3 separate regions of the Mus musculus genome follow, and all the other regions are linked to region 2. The links are chromatin loops, found by intact Hi-C in ENCODE. Cell type or tissue: gastrocnemius. All regions are shown on one strand. Each heading gives the region's core, and the rest is flanking DNA. Links, peaks and the distances in the headings are about the cores only. Region 1 holds the start of Rrs1 (ribosome biogenesis regulator 1). Region 2 holds the start of Snhg6 (small nucleolar RNA host gene 6). Region 3 overlaps Cspp1 (centrosome and spindle pole associated protein 1).

Evidence for each region. A loop is a pair of places that touch in the nucleus more often than their neighbours do. Peaks named below come from ENCODE experiments on the same cell type or tissue, not always from the same donor. Only the 100,000 strongest peaks of a DNase experiment are listed, where the experiment ranks them.
Region 1: a loop joins it to region 2, with 4 times the contacts of the local background. A loop is called at or near these places in 6 of 42 quality-filtered maps.
Region 3: a loop joins it to region 2, with 4 times the contacts of the local background. A loop is called at or near these places in 2 of 42 quality-filtered maps.

The regions. Positions count from the first base shown.
Region 1 is chr1:9,541,296-9,551,249 of GRCm38, reverse strand. It overlaps Rrs1 (ribosome biogenesis regulator 1), which reads right to left and starts at 5,842. Exons shown (of 1, transcript NM_021511.2): 1 at 3,795-5,842. The coding sequence starts at 5,726. The coding sequence ends at 4,629. Adhfe1 (alcohol dehydrogenase, iron containing, 1) reads right to left here and starts at 3,302. Exons shown (of 14, transcript NM_175236.5): 1 at 3,099-3,302; 2 at 1,306-1,343. The coding sequence starts at 3,157. In gastrocnemius, for the core only: CTCF peaks have their summits at 2,085 (motif pointing left), 5,090 and 5,902 (motif pointing right); DNase peaks (open chromatin) are centred at 3,154, 4,820, 5,317, 5,931 and 1 more place; H3K4me3 peaks cover 5,125 bases; H3K27ac peaks cover 4,582 bases.
Region 2 is chr1:9,937,779-9,947,732 of GRCm38, reverse strand. Mcmdc2 (minichromosome maintenance domain containing 2) reads right to left here. Exons shown (of 15, transcript NM_177722.3): 15 at 6,779-7,355. The coding sequence ends at 7,189. It overlaps Snhg6 (small nucleolar RNA host gene 6), which reads left to right and starts at 3,615. Exons shown (of 4, transcript NR_024067.2): 1 at 3,615-3,713; 2 at 5,016-5,123; 3 at 5,342-5,410; 4 at 5,578-5,708. Snord87 (small nucleolar RNA, C/D box 87) reads left to right here and starts at 5,190; the gene lies at 5,190-5,263. In gastrocnemius, for the core only: no CTCF peak of the experiment used is centred there; DNase peaks (open chromatin) are centred at 3,245, 3,586, 4,259, 4,788 and 1 more place; H3K4me3 peaks cover 2,436 bases; H3K27ac peaks cover 1,818 bases.
Region 3 is chr1:10,084,898-10,094,851 of GRCm38, reverse strand. Cspp1 (centrosome and spindle pole associated protein 1) reads right to left here. Exons shown (of 30, transcript NM_026493.3): 12 at 8,900-9,105; 13 at 6,668-6,801; 14 at 5,892-5,970; 15 at 4,535-4,664. Among named protein-coding and RNA genes, the nearest start is that of Cspp1, 52 kb to the right of the region's middle. In gastrocnemius, for the core only: a CTCF peak has its summit at 5,112 (motif pointing right); a DNase peak (open chromatin) is centred at 5,131.

The DNA of each region.
Region 1 (9,954 bases), core at 1,312-9,311, 400 kb after region 2:
AGCTGCGAGCTGCCATGGGGGTGTTGGGAATTGAGTCCAGGTCCTTTGGAAGAACAGCTAGTGCTCTTAACCACTGAGCCATTACCCACCTCCCCCTCCATCTTTCCTTTTAATCTACTTCTCTATAACCAGTTCTGGTCAGCCACAGGATAAAGGAAAGTCAACAGAATAATTTGCACCACCAATTATTTTGTTATTAAAGAAAAAGAGACCAGAACTAGATGACGACAACAACAACAACAACAACATGTTCTCTGAAGGTAAAAACATCTTATCAAAATCCACATTTCTCTGATTCCTCTAAGGCGCTATAGACACTCTTGCTCCTCCTCCTGCTGCTTCTGCTACTAAAGTTTAGGTCAAACTTAGGTTGGAGTTACCTTTCTCTATGTCATTTCCCAAGTAGAAAAAAGCCAAAATTAAAAAAAAAAAATTAGACCAAAATGGCTGAAAACAAAATTGTGCCTGTTTTTCCAGGGGCGAGATCCCATCTGCCCCGAGGGTGAACCACTTCTCCTGACCTCTTGACTCTGCCTTCTCAGCCCGCTGCGCAGGAGCACACGGCTGATCTTTCCTTTCCTGCCTCTCTGTTTACATCTTACCTCTTTCCAGAAGAGCAGTTTTTGTGTCAACCACGTGACATCCCGAGACTGTGCTGACGCTACACTGAACTTTATGGACCTCAGAGTCTGGCAAGGATCAAGATGGTGGGAGCCAAAGACTTTTGTTATTATTTTTAATGATAAAGAAATAGGATATTTTAAAAATGGATACAGACAAGAATTTTTCTTCTAGCAATCACCTTACTTTAGCTTTTAGGGCTCCTCCCCCCAAAAGACTTGCTCCTCAAGAACCTAAACATTCTTAAAATATCATGTGTGTTTTCAGTTTTGGAAAATATTATAGGGCTGAAAAGATGGCTCAGTGGGTGAGAGCACTTGCTATTCCTTCAGAGGACCTTGGTTCATTTCACAGCACCTACATGGCAGCTCATAACTGGTTGTAGTTCCAGTTCCAGGGGTCTGATACACTCATAGACATATATGCAAGCAGAACATCAATGTATATAAAATCAAAACATTATACAAAAGGAACATTGTAAGGATAAATAGCATAAAATATTGTAGACTCAGCTAACCTATCACAGTTGCAGCCATGTCTTCCCAGTTTCCTAGTGAGAGCAGCTATAACGTCAGCCTGCCTCAGCCTGCCTCAGCCTGCCTAATGCCCCCTTCCCACACTTTAGCCAAATGCCAGTGGTAGAAAGCAAAACTGAAGCTGATGCGAAAACTCAAAATGTGTTACCTTGGGAGTAAGTATGAGAATGAGTTGGGCACTGGCATCTAGGGAAAAGGAAAAGGAGAATATAAACAAACAGGAAACCAAGAGTGAGAAGCCTTAAAGTAACTCTTACAGGACATTCTGGCCCCAAGATGGTAGAGTGTAGAAGAGAAAGCAACAAAACCCAAACCCAGGATAACGCCAAAGGTCAAATCCAGCCCACCTTTTCACCAGCCCTCACAGGTCAGGAGCCTTGACGCACCCATGTGGTCCTCTACTCAGCTTGAAACCCTGAGAATATTCTTCGTAATTCTTCCCCATCTTCAAGGTTTATCTTCAGATTGCTTCTGCACTTGAGCACTGGCCTTCCAGGTCAGCTACTCACATCCCACCATTCCTCCTCTACCAACTGTAGCCCCAGCGCTGGTCCTGTCTCTACAGCAGGAACACCTCACACAATCTCCTTCCTGGATTCTGTCACCTATGTACATCGCACGGTTTTGCTTTTTTTTTTCTGGAAACTTCCCTCCCTTCCCTGCCACATTGGCTATTTTTTGGGCAGTCCCTTCCTCTGGCTTCAGTTTCTCCTTTTCATTTGTTTCTCTTTATGGCTCAGAGGACCTTGCCATAGCTATTACTTGACTGCAAAGCCTCCTCCAGACCGCGCCAAAATTCAAATCTGGAATTAAAACAACCAGGGAGGGAAAAGGTAAAGGGAGGAAAAGGTTACTCGGTGGCTCTCAGGATCTTAGAATTTGAGATTAAGAAAAAAACATAAAGCAAGGCTGGCACCTAGTGGCCACCTACTTCCACCAGGAAAGCAGACAAGGCCCAGGCCCAGCTTACAACTAGATTTTTCTGCTCTGCATTAAACTTCTAAGGACAAGAGAAGCAAAGGGAAGAAAGACATCTAAAATCAGTGCTGGGAATACGGCTGCCTCTTCCCACCCATTCATTCATGTTACTGTAAATTCTAAGGCGAACTAACTCATTTCTAGCCCTTATTTGAGGTTCCTGCCTGGGCCACCCTTGCCTTCTGAGGATGTCCACCTGGGTTGATTTCCTCACTATCCTTCCTGTCCTATAAGTGACTCATGTCTGAATCACTTTGCTCACTCTGGTCCTCCCCTTGGTCTACACTTACTGCTACCAACAGTTCACGTGCAGTGTATACTACCTGATATGTGTCAACTGTGTTCCACTCACTTCTCAGTCTTTACTGCCTCCTGGAAGGCAGCCCCAGACCCTGTGCTGGGCCCTGGAACGACAACTTTCTCTCCAGTCCCTCGCCTCCCCCTAGCTCCCGGCAGCTTTCATCTCCCTGCTGACTCTGACCCTTCACACACACTTACTCATGTGCTGGGCCTTTCTGGAAGGAACCGGGTCAGGGAGGGTAACTCCTTGTGGTCTTTTCCCGTTTACAACCCATCTGCTGAGACTTGAGACAGGTGCAATATCCCCTCATTGGATACTTGAGCAGCCCTTGCTCTTCAGCCGTTCCCTGTTGTAGTCTCAGAAAAGAGCTGTTTCTGCACATAGACCCATACACGTGTTACTTCGATATGTTGTCGTCGCAGGGACACCAAAGTCTACACTACTTGTCTCACTGTGAGAGCAGGCTAGCTTCTCTGGAAGATCTCCTTAGTGGTAGCTGGGCCACATTGCACCATCCCATTCTATCATTGTTTAAGGGACAGCCCAGGGAATACTGTGGTTTTTCTGAATTCTGTAAAGTATCCCGATGATGACTGCCTGCCCAGCTGGGTGCACGCGGGGTTGCCGAGCACTGAGGCACCCTCAGTGCAGCCTGTACTCACGCTGTGCTTTGTAGGTGCCTCAGCAAGTGTGTGACTCGAGCGCGTGCAGCTGCAGCCATGGCAGTTCTCCTTGTTCGCCGCCTACTCCACCCCCACTAACAGCCAATCCGGTCGCTGCTGGACTCCAGGAGGAAAACTTCTGCCTCCAATGCAAGGTCACCTGACCCAGTCTTAGCTCATTTCTCAGGAAACTCTGAAATGTCTCAATGGCAAGAACCCCACTGGGTTTTTCGTAAACTTAAAAAAAAAAAAAAAAAAAAAAAAAGGCCCCAAACTGACCAACCAAAACCCCAAATTAATCTCTGAAAGTTAAGTCCTGTTGTTAGCAGTTGGGAATTGGGCTAGAGGTTACTTTTAGCTGTCAACAGCTTGGCTTTGATAAAGTTCTCATGGATACTTAGAACTATAAACTGGAAGAGTTTATAGTTCTTCTCCAGTGGAAGAGTTCAGTAAAGATGAGCCTAGTTAGAGCTTTACCCAAAGTCACTAACAATCCAGTGTTTCCATGAGTTAAGAGACAAGTTGAGCTTTCCTTGCATTTCTACAAGTAACCTTATAAAACTGAAACCACACTAAGAGTAACCTCCAACCCAATTCCCAACTGCTAGCAACTGACAGACCAACTTGCTTTAAAGAAAACACCCCTTCCTCAATTCTAGAATTGCTATTAATAACTTACAAAAATAATGCAAATACTAATTATGCAAAGATAAGTTTATTAAGAACAAAATAAGACAATGAAACAGGGAAAAACATCTAGGACAGAAATAAACATGAAATCTGCTGCTCGATTATAATCTCAGCACTTGGCCCTGAGTTCCAGGGCAGCCTTGGTTCCATAGTGAATGCCAGATATTTTGACAATATCTAAAACCCAAGCCAATTAAACAAAAGCCACCGGTTACAAACAAAATGACAACTATTTCTGGACTTAAAGCAATCCATTGGCCAAATGCACCACCTGAACCAACACCAAAAAGCACTATACTTTTAATATTATAGTTAGGGCCAAAGTTTTCCTAAAACAAGGGGTCTTTTTTAGAACCACTGTAACTACTTTGTTTTTCTCAAGCACACTCCATATTGGTGCCCAGGTTACTGGCTTCACATGCAACCTCTACCGACAGTAAAAGTTAAAAGCAACACCAGGTACCTGCATCCATTTACAATACTTGCAAATCACAGGTAGATATAATTTTCCCCCGCCCTCCCCGCTTTGATAAATACACAAGCTTTGTTATAAAAATAATGCAAAAATGTTGAAACCAATCTACTGTAACGCAGTATCCAAAGTCAAGATAAAAAGGCAGGCCTTAACTTATTCCTGGTTCTGGCTATATCATTTCTATAATTCTCAAAATACACCAATTTCCAGTCAGTGTCTCTATTAACTCGTCCAGCACTGACTCGAGGGAAGGCAAACCCGTCCTTTTAATGTCAAATGTCACTGAGGGCAGCGGCCACCTATACCGCCCAAGTTAACTTTTAGTACAGTCCCAGCTTTTCAGAACTGGTCCCGAGGGGAGAACGCTACTTCCTCCTCTTCCCACCTTGGGGCGGCACTCCTTTCTTCTTGCCAGCTAAAGCAGAAGGCCAGGAATGCTTTTTGCTTCCCAAGCCTCCTTTCCTCTTTTCTCCCTGACCCGGCGGGCCGCCCTTTCTCTTGCCCGAAGGTCCTTGCCGGCCCCCTTTCCTCTTGCCTTTCTGGCTCATTTTCCTCCTCTTGGCAGCCTCCTCCTGGTCCTCTTCCCTCATCTGCTTGTTGGTGGCCCTCGTCACGTCCAGCCGAGGTTTCTTGCTGTTCATGACTCGAAGTAGCTCCAACTGGTTCTTTTTCTCGGCTGCGAAGTCCCCAAAGAGGGGCTGAAACTTCCTCTTCTTGCCGGAGCCCCGGGGAGCTTTCTCCTTGGGAAGGCGCTCCTGGAAGCGTCCCACCGAAGCGGTGGAAACCTTGGCCACTTGCATGGCGCGGCCCAGCTCTTCCTTACTCTGGTGTCCAGTAGGGTGCAGGCCGGCTGAGCTGGGCATCTGCATCTTGTGCGCGCGAGCCAGGTTCCGCAGACGGTTCAGCTCATTCTTGGCCACGCGTTCTTTCTTGGCCTGAGTCCTCTTGGCGAACTGGTCTTCCATGGGGTCGGCGCTCCCAGGCACCTCGATCAGCCATTCTTTAGTGTCATCCCGGGCGCGCTTGTAGCCCCAACGGCGCCGCCACTGGCCACTCGCCTCGTCCCACACGAGGTTGGTCTTCTTCTTGGGACGGATTCCCTTAAGGCGCGCGAACTGCTGCCAGCGGGTGAGCGGCCGTGGTCGGGGCAGCGGCTTCTCGCGGGGCAGGCGAGTGGCGGGCTCCGGCAAGCGCGCGACCACCGCCTCCTCCACGCGCTCGGTCGGCAGCCGCCACAGCTGGTTGATGAGCAGCTGCGTGTTGTCCCGCGCCAGGGCCCGCAGCTCGGCCTCCGGCGACGGCCCGGCCTGGCGCAGCACGGTCGGGGGGTTGCGGTCCGAAGCCAGCAGGTTGCCCAGGTCGAACTCCAGCTCCAGCTCCTTGTGCACCGTGATGCGCTGCAGCTTCTCCGCCTCCTCCTGCTCTGCCTTGGCCAGCAGCTCCTCCACGCGCTGGCCCTCCATGGCTCTCGCTGCGGCTCGGATCCCTCACTTCGGGACAGCGGCGGGACGTATCGCCACTACAGCAGCACCCTAAACCGGCAACCACGTGCGGACGTCCGGACCCGTAATCCGGAAGAGGAAAGATCACTTCCGGGTTGTCTGGAAGCGGCTCACAGCTAGGCGGGGAGGTAAAGACCGGCAGAGGGCGGCATTGGACAGCAGATGGGCTTAGAGGCGGGACTTGGATTCGTCACCGGATGTTGGCCCGACTGGCGCTGAGGGTTGGCTAACCAGCTCAGGACCTGGTTGGGACTACGTTTCCCAGCATGCTGTGGGGCAGAGGTAGTGCAGTAGGACGCGGGCTGCTCAAACTCTTGGAAGTGCCTGCATTGTAGCTTCCGAATGGAGCGTCTACACCACAGTGTCTATGGGTAAATCTATTACAGAGGTGTTTGGGGCGAGACAAATTATTTCCCCAGAGTTATAGCCCGTTCTCTGTGCCCTAGGTGTGAGCGGAGACAGATCCCACGGATACCTGTCCAAGTTAGGCATTGTTTTGCGACTTAGTAGGGCTTGCAGTTTGTCTGTACGTGGCCTGGGCACCAATTCTGGCCATGCCATTGTTTGTTCCTGTGATATTTGTGTAGGCCTGAAAAATCGTGGAAGATGGAGACTCTGGTAGTATCCAGGAGTGTTTTAAAGGTAAATGTGTTAATAAGCTTGGAGGAAGGCTAAGATCCAGTGAAAACCAAATAGTTTTTATTCAGTAGTCATGGTGGCCTAGGGAGTTAAAAATCTCAGTTTACTATTTACTGCCATCTATTTTTATAGGTTTTTACCTCAGTCCGGTGTTAGAATGGGCACATGTTCATCTAATGTCATCCAAAAAAGTGTTTTGTTTGTTTGTTTGTTTGGTTGGTTTTTTTGTCTTGTCACATAAGTAGACTTTTACTGATTTATTTATTTTTTAGTTTAGATCACATGAACCGGAGGCCGAGCTTGAACTCCCTGTACATCGAAAGAGAACTTGACTTCTTTTTTGTTTGTTTGTTTTTTGTTATTTTTTGAGACAGGGTTTCTCTGTATAGCCCTGGCTGTCCTGGAACTCACTCTGTAGACCAGGCTGGCTTCGAACTCAGAAATCTGCTTTCCTCTGCCTCCCAAGTGCTGGGATTAAAGGTGTGCACCACCACTGAGAACTTCTTGATTCTCCTACCTCTCTCTCAAGCATTAGTGTTTCAGGCATGCAATATCCAGTGTCCAGTTCCATTTTTTAAACTAAGTTTTTGGTTAGAATGCAAAGTAATTATTTTCAATATGGTGCTTTCATACAGGTATCATTGTTATCTCCATCCTTCACTGCCTTCCCCGTCCCCCATAAATAGACATTTAAAAAATGCAGACTAAACTGGGTATGGTGTATAATCCCAGCACTCTAGAGAAAGAGGCAGGAGGGCCAGGTGTTCAAGGCTAGCCTTAGTTGCATATGGAGTCATCCAAATCATTTTTGTTTTTAATGTGGTTTAAGTTTGCTATATAGCTAAGAATGGTCTTGGAATTAATTCCCTTGCCTCTGCCTCCCAAATTCTGGCATTACAGGCAGGAGCCACTATAATTCTTTGTTTTCCTCTTGGTGCTAGACCAGATGTCAAAATCTACACAGCACAAAGCTTCCTCCAAAGTTGCTCCTCCTTCCACCATCCTCTCATCCTCTTCCTCATTGTCTTTGCTGCCCAAGGAACCCTGCCATTGGGAATACTGTAGAGACAATAGTCCCAGGAGATGTGGTCATCATTCAAGTCTAGTAACTTGCTCGGATGATGGCAAATTCATCTTTGACTTTCCCTATCCAAATCTCATCAGTTCAAAGCCTAGATAGCTTGTCTCTGTATGTTGCGCCCTTTCACTCCCCACTGCTGTGGCCTTACTTCATCCTAGCCTGGATCTCTTCTATCTGCTTCTCTAGACCATCTCTCTACTATGTAAGCTGCACTAGTTTCTAGCTGATTTTTGATCAGCAGGAAACAGTGATACAAGATGAAAAGAGATGAAGAGAGTGGGGTCAGGACACTTATGCCCTATTCCTCTGTAGACTACGTGACAGCCTGCCTCATCGAACCGTCTTCTGGCTCTAGAAGCTCCCTTGATTCTATCAAGAAGTTTCCTGAAGTTGTGGCCATGGCTTTGTAAATACTCCTGTTGTTTATTTTTCTCTGTGCTGCCAGGTCTCTCACTAATATCTTGAGGCTATTCTGGGAATTCTGAAAATTTAACTTCCACGAATGTGGCCAAAGCAAACTCATATAATAGACTCATGATTATTCTTGATCCTGATTGCTTACCACCTGGGTTCAAGTCACTCAGAAGTTGTAAGTCAGAGTAGCCTTCCTCACCCTTGTTCTGGTGCACTTCTACATTTCATTTTGGTTAGGTCTGGAACCCCAAAGGCAAAAATGAGATTCAGGGCAGAAAAACAGCTAGTATAATTTTGTGTCAATTTTGTGACCTTTCACATCAAATGAGGTTTCCTGTTTTTTGTTCCCACCTCATCCCGAAGAGGGATTAAAAAGGTTTAAAGACATCAAATTAATACTTTTCACCATCTTTCAATAAATGATTACTCTGATCAGTGCAACTAGTTCTTTTTTTTTTTATTTCAGTTTTCTTTATTAGATATTTTCTTCATTTACATTTCAAATGCTGTCCTGAGAGTCCCCTATACCCTCCCCCTGCCCTACTCCCGAACACACCCACTTCTGCTTCCTGGCCCTGGCATTCCCCTGTACTGGGGCATATAATCTTCATAAGACCAAGGGCCTCTCCTCCCACTGATGGCCAACTAGGCCATCCTCAGTGCAACTAGTTCTGAAAGCAATTTCATCAGTCTTTAAAAATCACATTAACTTAGATTTTCTTTTTAAAACATGAAACTAAGTAACTAATTTATCTGTTGTATATATGGACATATCCTTTTGTTTTAGGGTAAAATGTTCTGTAGATATCTGTTAAATCCATTTGTTTCATAACTTCTGTTAGTTTCACTGTGTGTCTGTTTAGTTTCTGTTTGCATGATCTGCCCATTGATGAGAGTGGGGTGTTGAAGTCTCCCACTATTATTGTGTGAGGTACAATGCATACTTTGAACTTTAGTAAAGTTTCTTTTATAAATGTGGGTGCCCTTGCATTTGGTGCATAGATGTTCAGAATTGAGAGCAAGATTGCAATGAGCAAGAAATCCTAACTGGATATGAAAGTGTATGCTTGCAGTCTTCATGCAAGAGGATTCTACATTTGAGACCACTCTTGGATACATAGCTGTCTTGAAAATAAATAAATAAATAGCCTTCAATTGTGCGTGCACATGTGGTGTGTGTATGTGTGTGTGTGAGAGAGACAGAGAGACAGAGATAGAGAGAGAGAGAGTGCAAGAGCAGAATCTCATTATGTAGCCTTGGCTGGATTGAAACTCACTGTAGCCTTGAACTCAAAGAGATCTGCCTGCCTCTTCTTGAATGTTGAGATTAAAGATTAAAGCAACTCTTTGTTTTTTTTAAAGAGTAGATTCACTTAAGACTCAGCAATGGAATCATCAGTAACTTGTCTAAAGGAAAACAATGTTTAGTTTTCATTATATTACTGTTTTTATTTTTTATTTATTTTTTGGTTTTTCGAGACAGGGTTTCTCTGTGTAGCCCTGGCTGTCCTGGAACTCACTTTGTAGACCAGGCTGGCCTCGAACTCAGAAATCCGCCTGCCTCTGCCTCCCAAGTGCTGGGATAATATAATATAATATACAATGTGAGCATATAATAATCCTGACAAAGTTCCAGTCAAGCAAAAATTTCTGTGCCAGCAACATTAAAAACACACAGAGGTTATGGTGAACCTAATAAACATTTGTTGTTGGCTCCTGCTAACTGGTTTGTTTCTAAAGATTAACCCATTGTTCTGTAGAATAGTTAGAAAGTGAAAACATCTAAAGTGGCTGTAGGCTACACTTTTCTCTCCTTGCTGCTTTCACTTGCTAAAGGGAGACAGCAAGGAAAGAACCTCCTACTGGCAAGTAGGTGTCACTGTATCCGTTAGCATCTGAGCATCCGCAGCCTCTCCTAGTGGCAAGTAGGTGTCACTGTATCCTTTAGCATCTGAGCATCCGAAGCCTCTCCAGCCCTGGGAGGCTCTGGTGCAGCAGAAGATGCAATCAATGGCTTGGGATGTATAAATAGTAACCCTGGCATTTCTCAGATTT
Region 2 (9,954 bases), core at 1,038-9,037:
AAAGTCAGCTGTAATCTCACAGGAATCTTGTTTGTAAACCTTCCCCGGGAAGCCACTGAGGTCCAGGGGTCCTCCTTTGCCCACATCCCCAGTGCACGGGGATTTTATGGTGTCCAAATTTCCTTCTCTGTTGCTGTGTATAAAACAATGACCAAAACCAATTTAGGGTGAAAAGGGTTTACTTTGCTTTACAACTCTACATCATAGTTCATCATTGAAGGAACTCAAGGCAGGAATTCAAGGATGGAGCCGAAGCAGAAGCCATAAATTAATGCCACTTACTGGCTTGCTCTGCACAGCTTGCCCAGCTTGCTTTCTTATACAACCCAGGGCCACATGCCCAGAGTGGGTACCACCCATAGCAGGCTGAGCCCTCCCACGGCAATCATGAATCAGGAAAATTCTCCATAGACATACCTACAGCCAATTCCATAGAGGTGATTCCTCAGTTGATGTTCCCTCAACTTTGAGGGAAGCTCTAGTTTGTGTCAAGTTGACAAAAGATAAGCAGCAAGCCCTTTACCCACAGAGCCATCTCTCCAGCTTCTTTCAGAAGAGAGAGAGAGATGGGATGATTTTTTTTTCCAACTTAAGAATTCGATTTTTATGGGCTGGCGAGATGGCTCAGTGGATAAGAGCAGTGATTGCTCTTCCTAAGGTCCTGAGTTCAAATCCCAGCAACCACATGGTGGCTCACAACCACCTGTAATGAGATCTGACACCCTCTTCTGGCGTGTTTGAAGACAGATACAGTGTACTTATGTATAATAATAAATAAGCCTTTGGGACAGAGCAAGCAGGGACTGAGTGAGCAGAGTTGACTGGAGCAAGCAGAGATCCTAAAAAATTCAATTCCCAACAACCACATGAAGGCTTACAACTGTACAGCGACAGTGTACTTATATACATAAAATAAATAAATAAATCTTAAAAAGAATTTGATTTTACTTTTTCATGTATATATTTCAGGCAAGATCATAAACATTTCTTTTTCTAGCATCTAGCCTAATGTTTTGTAGCCAGGACTCAAGAATAGAGACTGAGATAAATAACATGGATAAAATATGAAAGTCCAGGCCATTGAGATGCCTTGACCAATAAGGGTGTTTGCTGTACAAGCCTGCCAACCTGAGCTCCAGCTTAAGAACACATATAAGGTGGAAAGACCGAACAAGTCCATGGAGCTCTTCTCTGGCCGCCATGTGAGCACACACATAATGTGCCCCTGTAAACATGACTTTTATTTACCTGAAATCATTGTTATCTCTGAGGCTTTCTGCCTTTGGCTTCTAATCTAGGCCTAGTCCTGTAGCTTCTAGCCTTCGTGCAATCTAATCTAGGCTTTTAATGTTGTCAGTCTCTGAAACTTACTGCTGAATAAGTTCACCCCTTCCTATTCTTTCTGAACTTTGGCTGGCAGGCCTGCCCAGGTGCTCTGGCTCGGACTCCTCTCCAAGCTGACTGATTCAATCTGGCTTCTCAATTTCTGACTTTTTACTCCACTTGGCCTCAAACTAACTCTGGAAATCTGTTCTCATCTTCTGGCTCTTTCTCCTTCTCTGGCTTATTCTTTCTTCACCTGTTCTCTCTCTGTAACTTGTTCTCTCTTTGTAATCTGTCTCTGTATAACTGTCCTAGTAAAATGGCCTTTTCTCTGCCTGCCCCTCAAGTAGCTTTCCTTGTATCCTATTCTATTAAATCTTTCTCTGATTTATCACTTTGCCTGCCATTCAATTAGACATCACTTTTAAACATGATACTTCCTTCTACAAACTAATTTTATCTTCCTTGTTGGGATTCAAGGTGTGTACTAAGGGCGTGTCTGTATTAAGGCCAGAAGAAATAAAGGTATATGCTAAGAGCAGAGCCACACCACAATTAAAAACTTGTTCTTTTTTAAACTAAATAACATAATCTTAGAGTTCACTGTGTGAGCAAATATCCTACAATACACTACCAATTAAAAAAAATCAAAACTAGAAAATCAATGCAGTCATAACATTCACAAACAAGGTAACTTTGCTGGGTAGTTTGATGTCAGTTTGACACATGCTATAGAGGAGGGTCCCTCAATTGAGAAACTGCTAACATAAGACTAGGCTGTATGCAAACCTATAGGGCATTTTCTTAATTAGTGGTTAATGAGGAAGGCACAGGATGAGCCAAAGAATGAGAAGGAGCCAGAAGATGAGAACAGATCGCCAGAGTTAGTTTGAGGCCAAGGAGAGTAAAAAGTCAGAGGCTGAGAGAGAAGCCAGCTCTTTGTAGGTGAGGATACCCCTGGGCCAGGGATCCTGAGACGCAAGCTGAGAAGGCATGAGATAAGCCAGTAAGCTTCACCCCTCCATGACCTCTGCATTGGTTTCTGTACTGCTTGAGTTCCTATTTTGACTTCCTTCAGTGATGAATAGTGGCTTAGAATGCTAAATCAAATGAGCCCTTTCCCTCCCCAATTTGCTTTTGGTTGTGGTGTTTCATCATGACCATTAAGTTCAACAATAGTAACTCTAACACATTAGGTGACTACTTTCTTTTTTTTTTAAAGATATATTTATTTATTTTTATGTATGTGAGTACACTTTAGCTTTCTTCAGACACACCAGAAGAGGTCATTGGATCTCATTACAGATGGTTGGGAGCCACCATGTGGTTACAGGGATTTGAACTCAGGACCTCTGGAAAAGCAGTCAGTGCTCTTAACTAGCTGAGCTGTCTCTCCAGCCCGGTGACTACTTCATGACTAAGAAAAATTCTATTACTATTACAAATCAAACTCATTAACAGCTTCTCCTTTTTTTCTTTCTTTCTTTCTTTTTTTTTTTTTCTTTCTTCTTTAGGTTTTTTCGAGACAGGGTTTCTCTGTGTAGCCCTGGCTGACCTGGAACTCACTCTGTAGACCAGGCTGGCCTCGAACTCAGAAATCCGCCTGCCTGGGATTTAAGGGAATAAGTGCTGGGATTAAAGGTGTGCGCCACCACGCCCTGCACGCTCCTTTTTTTCTGACAATCAATTTTTATCTCTCTTTCTGTGAGTGTGTCCGTGTGCTTGCTGCTTCCAGAACACTAACTCTAATGGAGCTGCTGTGGGCTGGGGATGTCTTAGCAGTTAAGAACACTGACTGTTCATCCAGAGGACCCAGGGTTAGATTCCCAGCACTCATATTGTAAGTTGGGTCACATATAACCCCAGTTCCAGGGCATCTGACACTCTCTACTGAACTCTGTCAGTACCAGGTTCTCGGGCGAGGCACACATGGCTAGCGTGCAGGCCAAACACCCATACATATAAAATACATCTTAGAAAAAAAAAATTAAATAGTTTCTAATACCAACGGTTTTTAAACACTGAAGTAGGTGAGGATGTAGAAGACCCAGCAAACATAAGGACCTGGACTGGGAGACTGTCCTATTTTAAGGCATTATTCATTACTTGAAAAATCAATTAAAAAGCTCTAGCGGAAGTATTCGCACTAATTCCCACAACCTGCTCCCTCCGCCCCACTAGAAACACAGAGCCGGAAGAGGAGGGGGTGAAGGCGAGCACGCAGAAGAGGGCTGGCCGGAAGAGGCGGGGCCTACAGGAGCGCCTTAGGGTCGCGCACGCTGGGCCACTTCCTTTCTCGGCAGCGCCGTAGAGCGCGAGCAGACGGTGCAGCATGGCGCACAGCGGAGGCCGCGGGCGGCCGAACCCGGCGTGTCCTTGGGCGTTTCCAGGTGCGAATCCTGCGGTCTGCTTAACCCCGTGTGTGCGGAGAGGGCTTCCTTGTTGGCGGCGTCCGTCTCTAGCCGGGTACGGGGGCCCCATGGCTCCCGGGTTCGGTGTGGCCCTTGGCCCGCTGTGAGCGGCGGGGCGCGTTCCCAATGGTCTCCAAATCTTAACCGAGATTAGTTATAAGGCCTGCTCCTCTGGACGCTTCGAAGTGCGGGCACAAGCGGCCGCTTCTGGCGGCAGCTTTCATCTGGGCCTGCACCCTGGCGGGAGCCCCTTTGTATCCCCAAGAAAAGCCACCATGCGGTCTGTTTCAGGCTTCCTAAGTGAGTAATCCATAGGAAATTTTACAGAGGCGGAAAAGTACTGCTTCTAAGATGTTAAGACCGCCAATTTTAGGCTTTTTTTTTTTTTTGGCTTTTTTTTTTTTTAAAGATTAATAGTTTGATCTGAAGTATTGGCATCACTCTAAAAAGCTTGTATTCATGGATCAACCCTGTAAGTACGATCTAAAGTTGGAGCAAAATTTTCAAACTATTTGAAAGCCACGCAGGGTGGGGATGCTGGCAAAAGAAGGTGGTGGTAAGTTCTGAAGCGTGTGGATACAAAAGAACACTACATTTCAGGCCTGCATGTTATACTTTACTGTTGGTATCTGTAAGCCAAATTGGGTACTCTGGATTTCTGTAAACTCAGCGTTTCAAATATGAAAATGATTAAGGATTTCTCATCGGTTTGCAGGTGATAAGTCATCACCAGTAATCGGTTCAATCATTCATTCTCTGATTTGTGACTCTGGCCATGCCGTTTCCTGTTCTAATGTCCCAGTGATGGTCTGCACAATTGCATATATGCCTCAAGCTTTTCCGTGCAAGCACCAAGACTGAGAAGCCAAGGCTTGGTACTCAGTCCTTTAAGTTAGTACTGGCAGTGAAGGGCGTGAGTAAAATGTTTTTCTGTCTGTGATGGACGGATGATGGGACAGGAACTGAAGCACCACAGGAACCTGGAGTTAGCGGATGCCGAAGCCATGGAGGATGCTATTAGCTTACGCTTTGGTTCTTAGAGAACACAGGGCCTCCAGCCCAGGGGAGGTGGCTGCCCCCTTACCCCAGTCACTGATTATGAAAATGCCTTACAGGCGTGCTTGTCCACAGCCCTATCTTAAGGATGCATTTTTACAATTGTAGCTTCCTACACCAGTGATTAGCTTGTGTCAAGGTGACATAAAAGTAGCCAGTGCACACTCATGCAAGGTATTAAAACATGGAAGTAAAATGAGAGTTCACAAATATTTTAATTTTTAGGTGCAACAAAACCTGCTCATTTGAAGGTGCTTGAACAAATATTTTCTAAACACTTGTCATGGAGAGTGATTGAAACAAGCTGCCAGGACTACATTTGCCAATAACAAGGTACAAATTGTGTGTGTGGTTTTTTTTTTTCTTTGAGGTTTGATTAACAGGGCCTTAATAGCTGGCACAATGATGACTTAAGTTTTTGCCGTTTACCCAGCTGAGTGTTTCTTTGAAGAGAGAATCTTAAAAGACTGAGATGCCAGCAGTATATAGATGATGCAAATGACTAACATGTGACGCCATTGTTAAAATGGGTTACTGTTTGTTCTCCCCAGCATGTAGGTGGCTGTAGTGGATGTCCAACTTTGGGAGCTGTGATGTCTAAAAACCCTTTATTGTTTTGGGTAAGTTTGCTTAATCAGTCATGTATCTGGATTCAATACTGTTTGATAACACTGAGGGGCTGGGGCCAGTTCGTTTTGAAGATCATTAGGGTGAACACCTGGGCCTAGTTTGAGATGGAAGAAAAATGATTTGGGGTTTCTGACTTTTTTTTTTTCCTTTTGGGAAGGTGCAGCTTACATATTGGAAGGTAAAATGAAGGCCATGAACAAAGTCAAGAAGCCATAAACAGAAGCAAATGGTGAAAATTAATATCTAATTTAATATTAATAAGTTATATATAAATAAACAGTTATTCTTAATTGCTGTGGGCAGTAATTTCTTTAAAATGTCATTCTCGTAGTAAAATAAACTCGTCTTTCATGAGCTGCGGACTTTTTGTCAATGCAATCCTGATGGCTGGCTAGTAAGTAGCCAGTAATGCACAGCAGGAAAGAAAGTGATTGGCAATCTGTCTAGGATCACTTGAAACTCTCAAACTGGATTTCCTCGAGTGAAGACTTGGCTAAATCTTTAACCAATAGAATCCCTAAGTTTAGTAAGTAGCTTAAAAATTCAACATTCTGATGACTTGGGCCTTTGTAAGGGCTGGGGAAGTTTAACTGGCTTAACAAGGCACAAAGCTCTGGATTTGATTCCCAGGATAGAAATTTCGAACATTAGGCTTTCCAGGTGTGTTGGCTGTTTAGATAAGAATTGTTTTGTTTTTACCCTAGAGACCTAGACTTAACCACATCATATGAAAAGGCACAAGGCAAGTCTTGTTTGTATGTACTATATCATTAACTTGCTGTTCAGATCAAGTACCAAAATACAAGGTGCTGTGGGACCCTGTAGTACCTACCACCTCCTGGCAGGAAGACGACTTGACCCCAGGAATGTTGTCTTTAGTGTCACTTTGGTTGTATCCAGCAGAAGGCATATATAAGATTTTCACAGCTTTCCTTAACTCTCCACATTTAGCTTTATAAAGCTATATGCCCATAATGCACATGTTAAATAAAGAAAAGCCTTACATAGGCACTTTGGGTCATTAAGTTGCACTGACTTGAACTCATCACTGGTAATTAATGAGCTCAAGCTGGGTATGTTGGTAGGTAAAGTGTTGCTACCTGATGGGTGGAATGAACAAAACCTTTTTCACACTACAATGTTCTCTACTGTGTGTGTGTCCATGATATATATACTGGAGTTTTTGATGTCAAGCTCCTTGGTAACATAATTTCTGTTCTTGGTTTAGATGTTGGGTTAGTTGCAAATTTGTAATTATGAAGGGGCCACATTTCATACTCTAAATGACATTCTAACAAATAACCTTGAGATGATACATAGTCTGAACCATTACTCTGAAATCATACATTTACCAAGGCTTATGGGGCATGAAAGGTAATTTTTCCTTTTTTTTTATTAGGTACTTTCTTCATTTACATTTCCAAAGCTATCCCAAAAGTCCCCCATGCCCTCTCCCCCTTCCCCCCTCCCACTTCTTGGCCCTGGCGTTCCCCTGTACTGAGGCATATAAAGTTTACAAGACCAATGGGCCTCTCTTTCCACTGATGGCCAACTAGGCCATCTTCTGCTACATATGCAGCCAGAGACACGAGCTCCTGGGGGTACTGGTTAGTTCATATTGTTGTTCCACCTATAGGGTTGCAGACCCCTTCAGCTCCTTGGGTACTTTCTCTAGCTCCTCCATTGGGGGCCCTGTGTTCCATCCTATAGCTGACTGTGAACATCCACTTCTGTGTTTGCTAGGCCCGAAAGGTAATTCTTAAATTGCTTATTCATCACTAGAAAAGACAGTTGTCCCAGGTCCACATGTGGCAATAAACTGTTGGAGCTGCTGTTGGCACTGAGTCAGGTAGAGATCTCTTTGCTCTAAATATTCTTCATTATACAGCTCAAATGGAAATAATGCATTGGGAGCAACACAAAATGGAGTGGCCCCTAAATGAAGAACAAAATAGTGTAAATGAGACTTTAAAAATGGAGGTATGTTTCAACAAAATGAGGATTTAAAAGTTAACTACTGAATATTGAGTTTCATCATAGTTTTATTTTGAGTAGTCTTGGCTGGCTTGTGTCTACCTCTGAGCACTGATTATCACATGTAGCTGATTTAAACATTTTAAAATATAAAATGGTCTTTAGTATGTGTTCCCCAACCAGGTTCTAGAGCCCTCTCTCAGGCCCATTCCTCTATACATGTTCTGTATTACGGAATCCTCACCTCTGATCGTTCTCCCCACACTCAGGACCAGGCTGCCCTCCACTACAAGCCTGTGCCATCAGTGTTGACTGTATACTATCATTAGTTTATTGTGTATCATAAATACTTTAGTATTTACATTTGAGAAAACCATCCCTCCCTGGATCTCATCCCCCAGCTACTGCCCTTTTTTCCTCATCAAAGTTCAGTTGTCTGGGCTGTTTCCATAGCCACACCTATCCAATCCTCATTTCTACTCTAGCTCCACACAGGTCTGATCGTGGGCACTACAAAACTCTGGCTTAACAGATGGAATTGTAATCTCCATAGCATGTGTCCAGTGTTCACTCACTTTGGAAACCCTTTCTTTGCTTGTGGAACACCATACCTTTCTTCTATATACTGGTTTCTGCTTGTTAGCTTTTTCTTTTTTCCATCCCATTTCTAAACATGAATTCTTCAAAGACAGTTATATAGAATTCTCTATATTTTAGGTGGTTTCATCCTTCATCCACTTGACTTAAAATACCATCTCTGTTCTAATTCTTATATTTCCAGGCTAAAACTCCTTAAGATTCAGTTTTTTTTTTAAATACTGTGTGTGTGTTTATAGTTTGATTGGCAATGACTTAGTCACCTGACTTCATTTTCTTGCATGCACCTGTACTTAACTGCAGTGCCTGCCCTCATCTCAGCCTTCAGGTTAAATAACCCTTACAGAAGTCTCTTTTATTCTTGTCTTACTGCAATTCTCCAGAGTATTTATCTGTTGTCCAAGTTCAGCTGACATGCATATCATCTCCAGTCTTGGGAACATTTTTTTTTTAAGATTTTTATCTATTTAAGACTACACTGTAACTGTCTTCTGACACACCTGAAGAGGGCATTGGATTCCATTACAGATGGTTGTGAGCCACCACGTGTTTGCTCACGAACCCAGGAAGAGTCAGTGCTCTTAACTGCTGAGCCATTTCTCCAGCCCTCGGGGGACATCTCTTTAGACATTTAAAAAATTATTTGTCCCCTGACTGCCCTCTGAAAGACCCAACAAGCAGCTGAGTGAGTCAGATGCAGATATTTGCACCCAACAAATGGCAGAAGCTGCTGACCCCTGTGGTTGAATTTGGGGAAAGCTGGAAGAAGCTGAGGAGGAGGGCAACCCTGTAGGAGGATCAGTCTCAACCTGGACCTTTGAGATCTCTCAAGACACTGGATCACCAACCAGGCAGCATACACCAGCTGATATAAGGCCTCCAACACAGAGCAGAGGACTGCTGAGTCTGGGTTTAGTCAGAGAAGATGCACCTAATCTTCAAGAGACTGGAGGCCCCAGGGAGTTTAGAGGTCTGGTGGGGTGGGGAGTGGAGACATCCTCATTGAGACAGGGAGGTGGGGAGGAGGTATGGGATGTGGAACAGTTTGAGGGTAGACCGGGAAAGGATTAAATTCTGGAGTTTAAAATAAATGTATCTGGGCTGGTGAGATGGCTCAGGGGTTAAGAGCACCAACTGTTCTTCCAAAGGTCCTGAGTTCAAATCCCAGCAACCACATGCTGGCTCACAACCATCCATAAGAAATTGGATGCCTCTTCTGGAGTGTCTAAGACAGCTACAGTGTACTTACATATAATAAATAAATAAATTTTAGTAAAATAAATCAAAAACATTACTTGTCCTTTGTCTCCTCCCCCTTTTTTTGTACACTTTAAGCAATATCTTTTACTTTAGGAGTTTTTTGTTTCTCCATCTAATTTATGGACTTTTCCATTTTCCATTAGCAATTTATACTCATATACATATATGATATATATGTATGTATATCATATATGTAACTTTTTTGCCTTGTTTCCTTTGTACAATATTTTGTATTTTGACTTTATCAGCTTTTTAAGATAAGACTCAGGATCTTTAGTCTTTATTTTCTTTCTCTTTTTTTTTTTTTTTTTTTCTAGACAGGGTTTCTCTGTGTAGCCCTCGCTGTCCTGGAACTCACTCTGTAGACCAGGCTGGCCTCAAACTCAGAAATCTGCCTGCCTCTGCCTCCCAAGTACTGGATTAAAGGCGTGCGCCACCGTAGCCTGGCTTTTCTCTTAACATTTTTAAAGTTTGACTTGATTCACAATTGGGAATTCTTTTTCCCTTTTTAAAAAAACCCTTTGTTTTAGTTTCCCCTCCATCACATTCTTTGTTTTTCCTTTCCCTTACATTTATTTGCTCTTGCTTGTCTTTGTTGTTTTTCTTTGCTTGCCTCCTATTCTTATCTCTCTTACTCTGTTCTTTCCAGTTATGGAGGAAGAAGCTGTGGGAGGGCAGGGAGTGTGGGGAGGGCAGTCTATGT
Region 3 (9,954 bases), core at 1,078-9,077, 150 kb before region 2:
AAAGAGACCAGAGCAAAGCCTCACCTACAGACAGGATCATATCTAAAACACAAGGTAGAAGAAATAAATGTTTCATCTAAAAAACAAACAAAAGAAAACCACAAACAGAAAGAGAAAGTACTGAACACTATAAAAACAGCAAACATACAGGAGGATAAACCTATTCGACAAAATCATAAAGATTCCTCAGGAACAAAGAAAGGCTATTGGAAACTGCAAAAGTCCAAGTTGTATATAATCGCAGGCCTACCAAAAATTTCAATGGAAAGTTTGAAACCAAGAAGGCCCTGGATAGAAAGCTCTGAAAGACTACAGATGCCAACCAGACTACTACAGGCTGCAAAACTGTCAACCATAATTGAAGAAGAAAAACATTTCATGATTTAAAGAATTTATGCCCATGATATCAGCTCTACAGAGGATACTAGAAGGAATAGTTCAGTCTAAAAAGATAATTATACACAGCCAAGAGAGTATAGGGAATAAATAGTTCCAGTACAGCTGAGCATAAGAAGAAGTCAACACAACAACAACAACAAAACAGGTCTTGATAAACATTCACCAAAAATAACCCCCTCAAAACTCCCAGTAATAAATGCCTCAGTTCCCCAACAAAAAGACACAGACTAACAAACTAGATTAGAAAACTGGATTGATTGGTTTGCTTGTTATCAGAATACACCTCACCATCAACCATAGACACCATTTCCGATGAAAGTATAGACAAATGTATTGTTCCAAATAAATGGACAAAGAAACCAGCAGGTTTAGATAGTCTAATATCTAACAGAACGATAAATTCCAAACCAAACTTAGAAGGGGGGAGGGGCTTCACACTCAATAAAGGAAAAATCCACCACGAAGATACTGCAATTCTAAACACTAAGTTCAAGGGCACCCAAGTTCATAGAACAAACAGTACTAGATCTAAAATCACAGACTGAACACAACATACTGATAGTGGGTAACTTCAATATTCCACTGCAGTAAAAAAAAAAAAGTCATCTAGACAAAATCAAAATAGAGAAGCTCTGGAGTTAAGACACTATAAATGAAGTGGCTCTAACAGACACTTAGAGTAGAACATTCCACCCGAACACTAAAAATACATTTTCAGCAGCCATGGAACTTTCTCCAAAACTGAACACATATTTTATCTGACCATGAAAGAATAAAGCTGAATGTCAACAATAGAAAAGGAAAAAAATTACTCTCTCGTGTAAGTTAAATAATACCCTACTGGATGAAAATTGGGTCAAAGGCAAAATTACAAAGGAAATTTTTAAATTTCTAGAATTAATGAAAGTAAAATCACAACATACCAAAATCTATGGACATTATGAAGGCAGCTCTTATAAGGAAAATGTATGGCATGAAGTGCCTACCACCACTCGGGAGGCAGAGGCAGGTGGATTTCTGAGTTCGAGGCCAGCCTGGTCTACAAAGTGAGTTCCAGGACAGCCAGAGACAGAGAAACCCTGTCTCAAAAAAAAAAAAAAAAAAAATCTTAGATGGAGACCTTGAAAAACATGAACAAACAACACCCAAAAGAATAGACAAGAAGAAAAGAAATCAAGTCAGGGATAAAATTATCAGAAAAACAAACAAACAAACGAATCAATGGAATGAAAAGTTGGGGTTTTTTGACAAAATTAACCAGACCAGCAAACCTTTAGGCCAAACTGAAAGAGGGAAGAGAAGAGGAAGGAAGTTGAGTAGAAAGGAGGTAGGTAGGTCTGAATTTTCAAAATCAGAGATGAAAGCAGAAACATTACAAAAGTTGCTGAGGAAATTCAGAGACTCTTAAGACACAATGTAAAAAGCTGCATCCCAGTCCTCAGAAGGCAGAGGCAGATGAGTCTCTGGGGAGCATAGTCAGGTGACCAGCCTGGTCTACGAAGTGAGTTCCAGGGCCGCCACAGACACATAAGGCTGTAGCCAAAAAAGTATAAGAAAACAAAACTAGTATCCCACTAAAATGAAAATTCTTAAAGAAATAAATGAAAAAATGTGAAGTAAATTATTAAAACAGGCGCATTGCTACCAACAAAATAGAAGAAATAATAATCTCCTAACAAAAATGGCCCACAGCCAACAGACTCAGCATAAGATTCTAGCAGACTTTCAAAGAACTTACACCATACTGCCCAAATTGCTCTTAAAATAGAAAGGAAAGGAGTATCTCCAAATCTGTGTCACAAAGTCAGTCCTATCCTGATCCAAAACCAAATTTCCCGCGTTAAAAAGGGAAACCACAGGCCAATCTCTCTGATGACCATAAATGCTGCATGGTTTAAAAAGAATGGCTCCCATAGGTTCATACATTTGAATTCTCAGTCACCACAAAGGAACTATTGGAGGACTAGTAAGTGTGGCCTTGTTACAAGAAGTGTGTCACTTGCTTTGAGATTTCAAATGCCCATGCCAGGCTCTCATATATTCATTCATTCATATTCTCTCTCTCTCTCTCTCTCTCTCTCTCTCTCTCTCTTCTTCTTCTTCTTCTTCTTCTTCTTCTTCTTCTTCTCTCTCATTCATTCTCTCTCTCCTCTCTCTTCTTCTTCTCTCTCTCTCTTGTTTTCTTTCTCCCTCCCCCCAACCCTGCAACTCTCTCTCTCTTTCTTCTTCTTCTTCTTCTTCTTCTTCTTCTTCTTCTTCTTCTTCTCTCTTTCACTCTCTCTCTCCTCTCTCTTCCTCTTCCTCTCTCTCTCTCTCTCTCTCTCTTTTTCTTTCTCCCTCCCCCGCAACCCTGCAAATCAGGACATAGCTCTCAGCTAATGTTCCAACATCATGAGTGCTGCCATGCTCCCACCATGCCCGTGCTGTGCATGATCATAGACTAACTCTCTGAAACTGTAAGCAATCCTCCAATTAATCCAATTAATGTAATGAGAGTTGCACTGCTCATAGTGTCTCTTTATTGCAATAAATCAATGACTAAAACAGACAGACAGACAGATACACACACACACACACAAATCCTTAATAAAATACTTGAACACCAAATTCAAGAACACACCCAAAAAGATTATTCTGGGTCCTCTGCAAAAGTAACAAGTGTTCTTACTCATGAGCCACCTCTCCAGCCTATCCATGGCAATTTTGTTCACTCATTAGGTATATAAAGTAAGAATTCTACTCTACTCAACAGTAGAGTGCTGGACCAGCACTACAGGGGAAAAAATAAACTTCTTGAATTGAGAAATCTAACTCTATTGGAAACATTTAAATATTCTCACTCAAAGCCAGTGTTTGATTTACAAAATTCAGTCTTTCTTCTGTAGAACTTTCACATTCAAAAAAATGGCAATTAATTCTTTCTAGATATTTTCCCATATAAAAGCTGAAAAAAGATATTTTCCAAGGAGCTGGGACAGTTAGGAGTAAGTACTCGCCCTGCAAAGACTTACTTTGATTCCCACATTGAGCAGCTCACAACTGCCTATAACTCCAGCTCCAAGGGGGTCTGACTCCTTACACTCCATAGGACTCATGTGCAAAGATACACTAACACATAAATAAAAATAATAAGTATATTCACAAAAAAAATTGCAAGGGGCTAGGACTGTGGAGCTCTTGCCTAGAATGTCCTCAGAGCCATCCTCTGCATCACATAAAACAGAGCACTCTGGAGTGCACCTGTATTCCGAGCCCTCAGGAGGGAGAAGCAAACAGGATGACTACAATTTCAAGGTAATCCTTTCTTCACCACATAATGAGTTCAAGGGCAGCCTGATCCAGATGGAACCTTACCCCAAGAAAACAAAACTAAACCCATAGTTTACCAAGAAATCCAATAGAATTCCCCCAAGAAAGTCCTCAATTTAGATATGGACCCACACCTTGAACCTCACTCCCAAAAGCTCCTAAGTAAGTTTTCTTTAACCAACATAAAGTATGGGAGATGCCAATGTGTTTCTTGTAAGCATTCTACTAAGATGTTCCCTACTGGACTATGGCCTCATCAGTCTCCTTACACTGGACACTACAGATCCTGTTTAAACCCTCTGCTCTGCTTTCTCATCCTCTCATGCGTACCCTGTGCATTAAATATCACAACTGTCTGCCAACATCCTCCTTCTCCCCTCACAGGCTCAGAGCCTCAGCACCTCCTAGCTGAACTGAACTGATCAACAGCTCACTAAAGGTTTTTCTAGGGCCAAAAAGATGGATCAGAAGGTCAAAGAACCTGCTACCAACCCTGACTACCTGAATTTGATCCCCCCCAAAAACTATATGGTGGAAGGAAACTCACATGCACACAGACACACACCAAATAAATAAGAAGGTCTTAGAAGACGTAGGAAAATAAAAAAAAATAATAAAACTCCCTAAATCTACCAGGAACGTCTAGAAACTAACATGCAGCTCAAATATTAACTACACACCCAGTCCTAACTGTCCCAGACAAGCCTACTGTTTCCTACAGCAATTCCAGCATCCCCACTTCAAAGCTTACCGTACTGCCTGCTATTGTTCTCCCCTTCAGTCTACAGTCAGTCAACAGTGAATGAATAAATGAATGAATGAATACCTGCTCCTGCAAAGCTTCTTGGTAAGACTGAAGCGACTGTGTAGAAGGTTTTGGCTTATCCTCAAAGACCAGTCCTGAATTCCTGAGTCCATCACTAAGAACTTTCTGTTCATTCTGTCCAACAGTATTCCTAAGAGCAAATAAACAATTTCAATCAATTTATTATAAGAACAAGCACATTCTAGAAGAAAACAAAAACAATTCTTTGCCTGGCATATAAAACCACCTTTTAAAAACAAAAAAAAAAAAAAAGTCTTTAAAAACAAAGCCAACAAGATGGGTCAACAGGAACAGCAAATGCTGTGCCGTGCATTTCCAGGACTACAAATGAGAAGCAGCTCCTGCAAGTGGTTCTCTGTCCTGCTGTGGCATGCATGCTGTGGCATGTTTGAGCACATGCACAAACACATGAACAAAGAAAGAAAATAGAAAATTTTAAAAATGAACTATAAGCCAAAATCAATCCTTCCCCCCTTAAGACACTTTCACCAGGGTTGTCTCAGCACTAAGAAAAGTAACGAAGACAACACAGAAGCATAAGGACACACAGCTAGGTGTGGTGCAGTTCAACTGCAATGCCAGCAGGGGGAGGCAGACACACAGACTCCTGGGGTAGCCAGATAGGTGAGTGCCAGGTTCCAGTGAGAAATCTTGTCTCAGAAACAAGACAGGCAGATCCTGAGGAGCAATACCTGAGTTGACCTCTGCCCTCCATATATACATGAATGTACAATGAAATATCATCTCACACTAAAGGTCAGAAAATAGGAACTGCTGTGTAATATGCAGAGAAATTAGAATCTTTGTGCACTGATAGTGGGAAGGCAAATAGTATATATTCTATAGTATAGAAAGTAATATGGCAGTTCCTCCAAAATCGTGCTAAAACAAGTTCCATGTAACCCCAAAACTGTATTTCTTACTACATATACAAAAGAAATGGGAAAAATACAATGAGTCTAGTAGCAGCATGTTTACAACTAAGATGATAAAGGAGCTCCGGTGTCCGCCAGTGGCTAAATAAAGGTAAGCACACGATGCACTATTATTCAGCCTTGAAAAATCCTAGCATAAGTTACAATGACCATCAGCAGCTAAGGACCCAAATGAGTCAGTCACAGTAAAACCCTGTCTGAGCCTCAGAGAGAACAGGGGCTGGCAGCCCATGTCACAAGAGAAATGGAGCTGTCCATCACTGAACTCACAGGATAGAGTTCTCATTTGTGAGATGACCATGCAATGTTACAGATGCACTAAACACTACACCAAATGCTCTTAAAGCAGGTAGACTACACGAGTTTATACTGTGCATAATATAAGCACGTTTATTTTAACTTTATTTTATTTTAAGACTTACACAGCTGGCGGTGCTACCTGGTGAGTGACAGGGGCAGAGACATGAGGGGCAGGCTGTCCTCCAATCATTCCTGAACCATCTAAAGGGAAACAGAAAAAAAGACATTTATTTCAGAATAGTTACTATTAATAACATCTTATCCCTAAAGAAAATTATACCGCAAGCTTTTCCAAAGCACCAATACATCCTTCCAGGCTAAGAGTCAGCAAAAGAACATAGGAAAGCATAAAACAGTTATAGCAAGTAACTAAGAGACACAATTAGTTTTATTTTGGTTTTAAAACTGGGTCTTGTTTTATGACCCAAGGGGACTACAAAGTTCCTCAGTTGCCCAAGTGGGCCTTGAACTCATGATCCTGCCTCTACCTTTAGCTGCATTTAAAAATGGCTATTGCTACAGTCTGTCCATCAAAATGTATGGAGGAATGTAATTCATAAAATCTTATGCTAACAAACTTAACAGAGTAAAAATTGAAGCCCCATGACTGAGTCGTAAATTGCTAGGGAAGTGGGAAAAAATGATAAAGATATACACCCACATCTGCCTTCCATACATTATTTGGCCATATTAGGTCTCATAAACTATCTTTATCGAGTATCAGAACAAACTAATAAAATTGGACTTGATTCTAAGGATGATTCTATTGTCAATAAATGTATAATACTTTGATTAAATGAAACTCTATCTTTTTCATTTACATACTATTGCTTCCATAAAAACAATTATCCTTACTAAACCACCAGGAAAATGTTTATAGAACATATAGAAAACTCACAGTATACAATATTGGGATCCAGTGTATTTCTGGCACCGTAAAAATAGTACGCATCATCGTAAGGAGTTCGATAGTTAGAAGCTGGAGGGGCAAGGAGCGGAGGCGGGGGTGGATTCAGAGGCACAGGCAGAACCCTATAGCAAAAGAAAACCAAAAACACTGTCCTCATATTTTATTACTTTTAATCAAGATCTTTTGCAAAAAAGGTGTTATTAAAATTAAACATCAACCCTGTACTAATTGTTCAAGAAAAATTAGGAATCAAAAAGCAAATAGTAACAAATTTTACAACTTCAGGAACACTTTGCTAAGATGCAAACAAGTTAAAGTAATTGAGTAATATCCAATAGCCATTATGTACCATATTAAACAAAGGCATGTATGCTCCTCTGCCCTTAGTAATAATACGGAATCAACAGTTACAACAGTGCAGCATCCGTGAGGCAAGTGACAAAGAATGCCAGAGGAATACAGAGCAGGAATACTCAGATATAAGGAGACAGGAGGAAAGCCGGAAGATTCCCAAAACAGGAAGTATCATATGATGAGAGTCACACACAGAGAGGGAGGACCAAGAGCTCCGCCACCTCAGGATTACAAATGGTTCTGTGTGGGCAAGGGAGTGCATAGCATGAGTATGTTTATGCATGTCAATAGCTGCACACACATGGTGTATAGGAACTCGTGTGTGTAGGAGAGGCTGGTCACATGAGTATGTACAAATGCACAAGCTAGCAGTCATCCTTGTATGTAAGTTCTGGGGAGCTGTCCACTTTGTTTGTAAGATGGGGTTGCTCACTGGCCAAGAAATCACTAATTACACTGGCTGGCTAGCAAGCCCCAGGTATCCAGTCTCTGCCTGCCAGCACTGAGAACACAAATTCATCCCACAACACCCAGCATTTTTACTGACTGAGCTATCTCCCCGACCCAAAGGGTATATTTTTTATATGTAAAACCTACTGCTTTTTCACAGAAAGTTAAACCACAATGTGGCTACTTGAGAATCCATATGGCCCTGATATATTTAAGAGTTCATAAATTTAAAATGTATAAAACCTTGTCCTTCCACATTTCCTCACTGAGGAGCAAATGTGCTTCTACCAGCACAGGATTTACTCTTCACTAATAGAAATGGCAAAGGCAAATAACTTTAGATAAACAAAGAAAAAGGGGAGACTCTAGGTTTTTTTACTCAAACATTAACATATTTTGCCTTAAAGAATCTGAGGGCTGAGGTAACACCAAAGTCTCTTCGGTAGGCAGCGGTTCCACACGTTATTGGTCAGTCAGTGAGTCTAACCTCACCATCATCAGTGCAGACGCCAGCAAAAACAACCTGAGTAACTGTTATGAAAACAATCTATTATCAGCAACTCCTAAATTGTATCTATACATAGAAAACTAATGTTTACATCAGCCCTCTAACTATGTCAAGTACTACCATCACCTTTTACAAATGAGAAAACTTTTTTGCATAAAGTCCAGTGAAGCCGACTACTCCAGCCTCTAACCCACAACAGAAAGCACTGTGGCTCTCTAATTCCAGTCTCTCAGCCTTTGGAGTAGGGAAGCCATTGAAGAAAATGAAGGAAGTACCTGAGAAAGGCTGTAAGAAAAGCCCCACAGTTTGTTAGTAACAAATAAAAGACCAAGTCCTGCTGAAAGATATCTCAGAAATGTATTAGAAGATTAAGAAAAACATCTACAAATGTAAAGATATTCCTATAATTAGTATATTAATAATTACAGGCCAGAAAATATTCGTGTTACAGGGTTTCTATTATATATAGATTAGCATAATGTGTTTTCCCTATAGAAATGACATGTTCAATATGAAATCCAGGGTTATAATCCCAACAGCCCAAGAGTAAGCCCAGAGAAAACTGTTAAGCCAGACAGACATGTACCAGATTAGTAAATTTTTTGGAATAAGCTGAAGAAACAATTCAATGATTGCCAAGTGGAAATAACTGAACAATGCATACCTTATACTAACATGTAGTTACTAATTCATTTTAAAAATAGTAAATGATAAAAACATTGAAGATTTCTCCTTTTTCTAACAGCAGAGAAGAAGTATCAATAACAATGAAGAAGAAAAAAACTCCTCAGCGAAGTTGCTCATGGCCCTGAGGCATCTCGGAAGCATCATCTGCAGCAGCACACCCTTGTAAGGTGGAGCACACGCGGCCTACCCTAATTCCCAAAGACAAACATTTAAACAAGCACCTGGGATGCGCCAGTTCACCAAGGGTGCTGCCGAGTCCACTGTGCAAGTCTTCATTGTGAGAAGGGGCGGAATGAACTGGTGGGACGGATGGGCTAGACGGGGCAGAGAAGGGAGGGGGAGGTGTCTGGAAAGCTACTCTGGGCCTCTCAGGTGGCATCTCTTCAAAGTGTCTTGGTGTCAAACTAAACTGCTTTAGTCTATCAGGCTACAATAAAGAAAAAGACAAAAAAAAAAAAAGAACCTGTTTGTTACATAGAATCATAAGTTTAAGGGTGACAAGGACCTCCAAGGACCCCAGCAGGCACTTAAGACAGTCACAGAACAGCAAAATTTTACAGCTAAAAAAGACCTTAAAGATCTGCTTCTTATTTTATAAGCAGGAAACTGAGACTGCCGAGAAGCAGGTAAGTCACCTGCAGGCTCATGATCAGTACATGGATAAAGAACAAGTCCAGGCAGCTGTGAACTCCCGCGCAGGTCTCTCTCTTAGACAGCAGCAGCAGCAGCAGCACATCTCTCCTCAGTTGCTACTTGGGAGACCCACTAGGGAAGGCTTTGCAGGCCTCAGTCTCCCTACAACAATCATGTGAGCACTGAAGGAAGCTGTGCCACAATAAGAACGAATTTACAAAAAAGCCACAACAGGGTAGGCCAGAGCTGCTCACTAATCTTTACTCAAGAATATCATTTTATGGAATTTTTAAATCTTAAATAATCTTTAACTACTCCCTCTAATACAGATTTATTCAATTTGACACTCTTTAGGTGATTCAATTCCAGAATAAATAAGTTCTACTACAGACTATAAAATAATTTATAAATTTATTAATCTACAGTTTTAAATTTTATAATTATCATATAAAGTTATTATAACATATATTTAATTATAGGAATATAATTTACATATTTGTATGATTCTTTTATAAATTTATAAAATAATATGGTTGTATAAACTTGTTAACATAGATCATTATATAATTACTAAAACTATAATTCATAATTTAATAAATTTATTAAATGATATTTAAGTATTCCCTCTAATGCATATTTATTC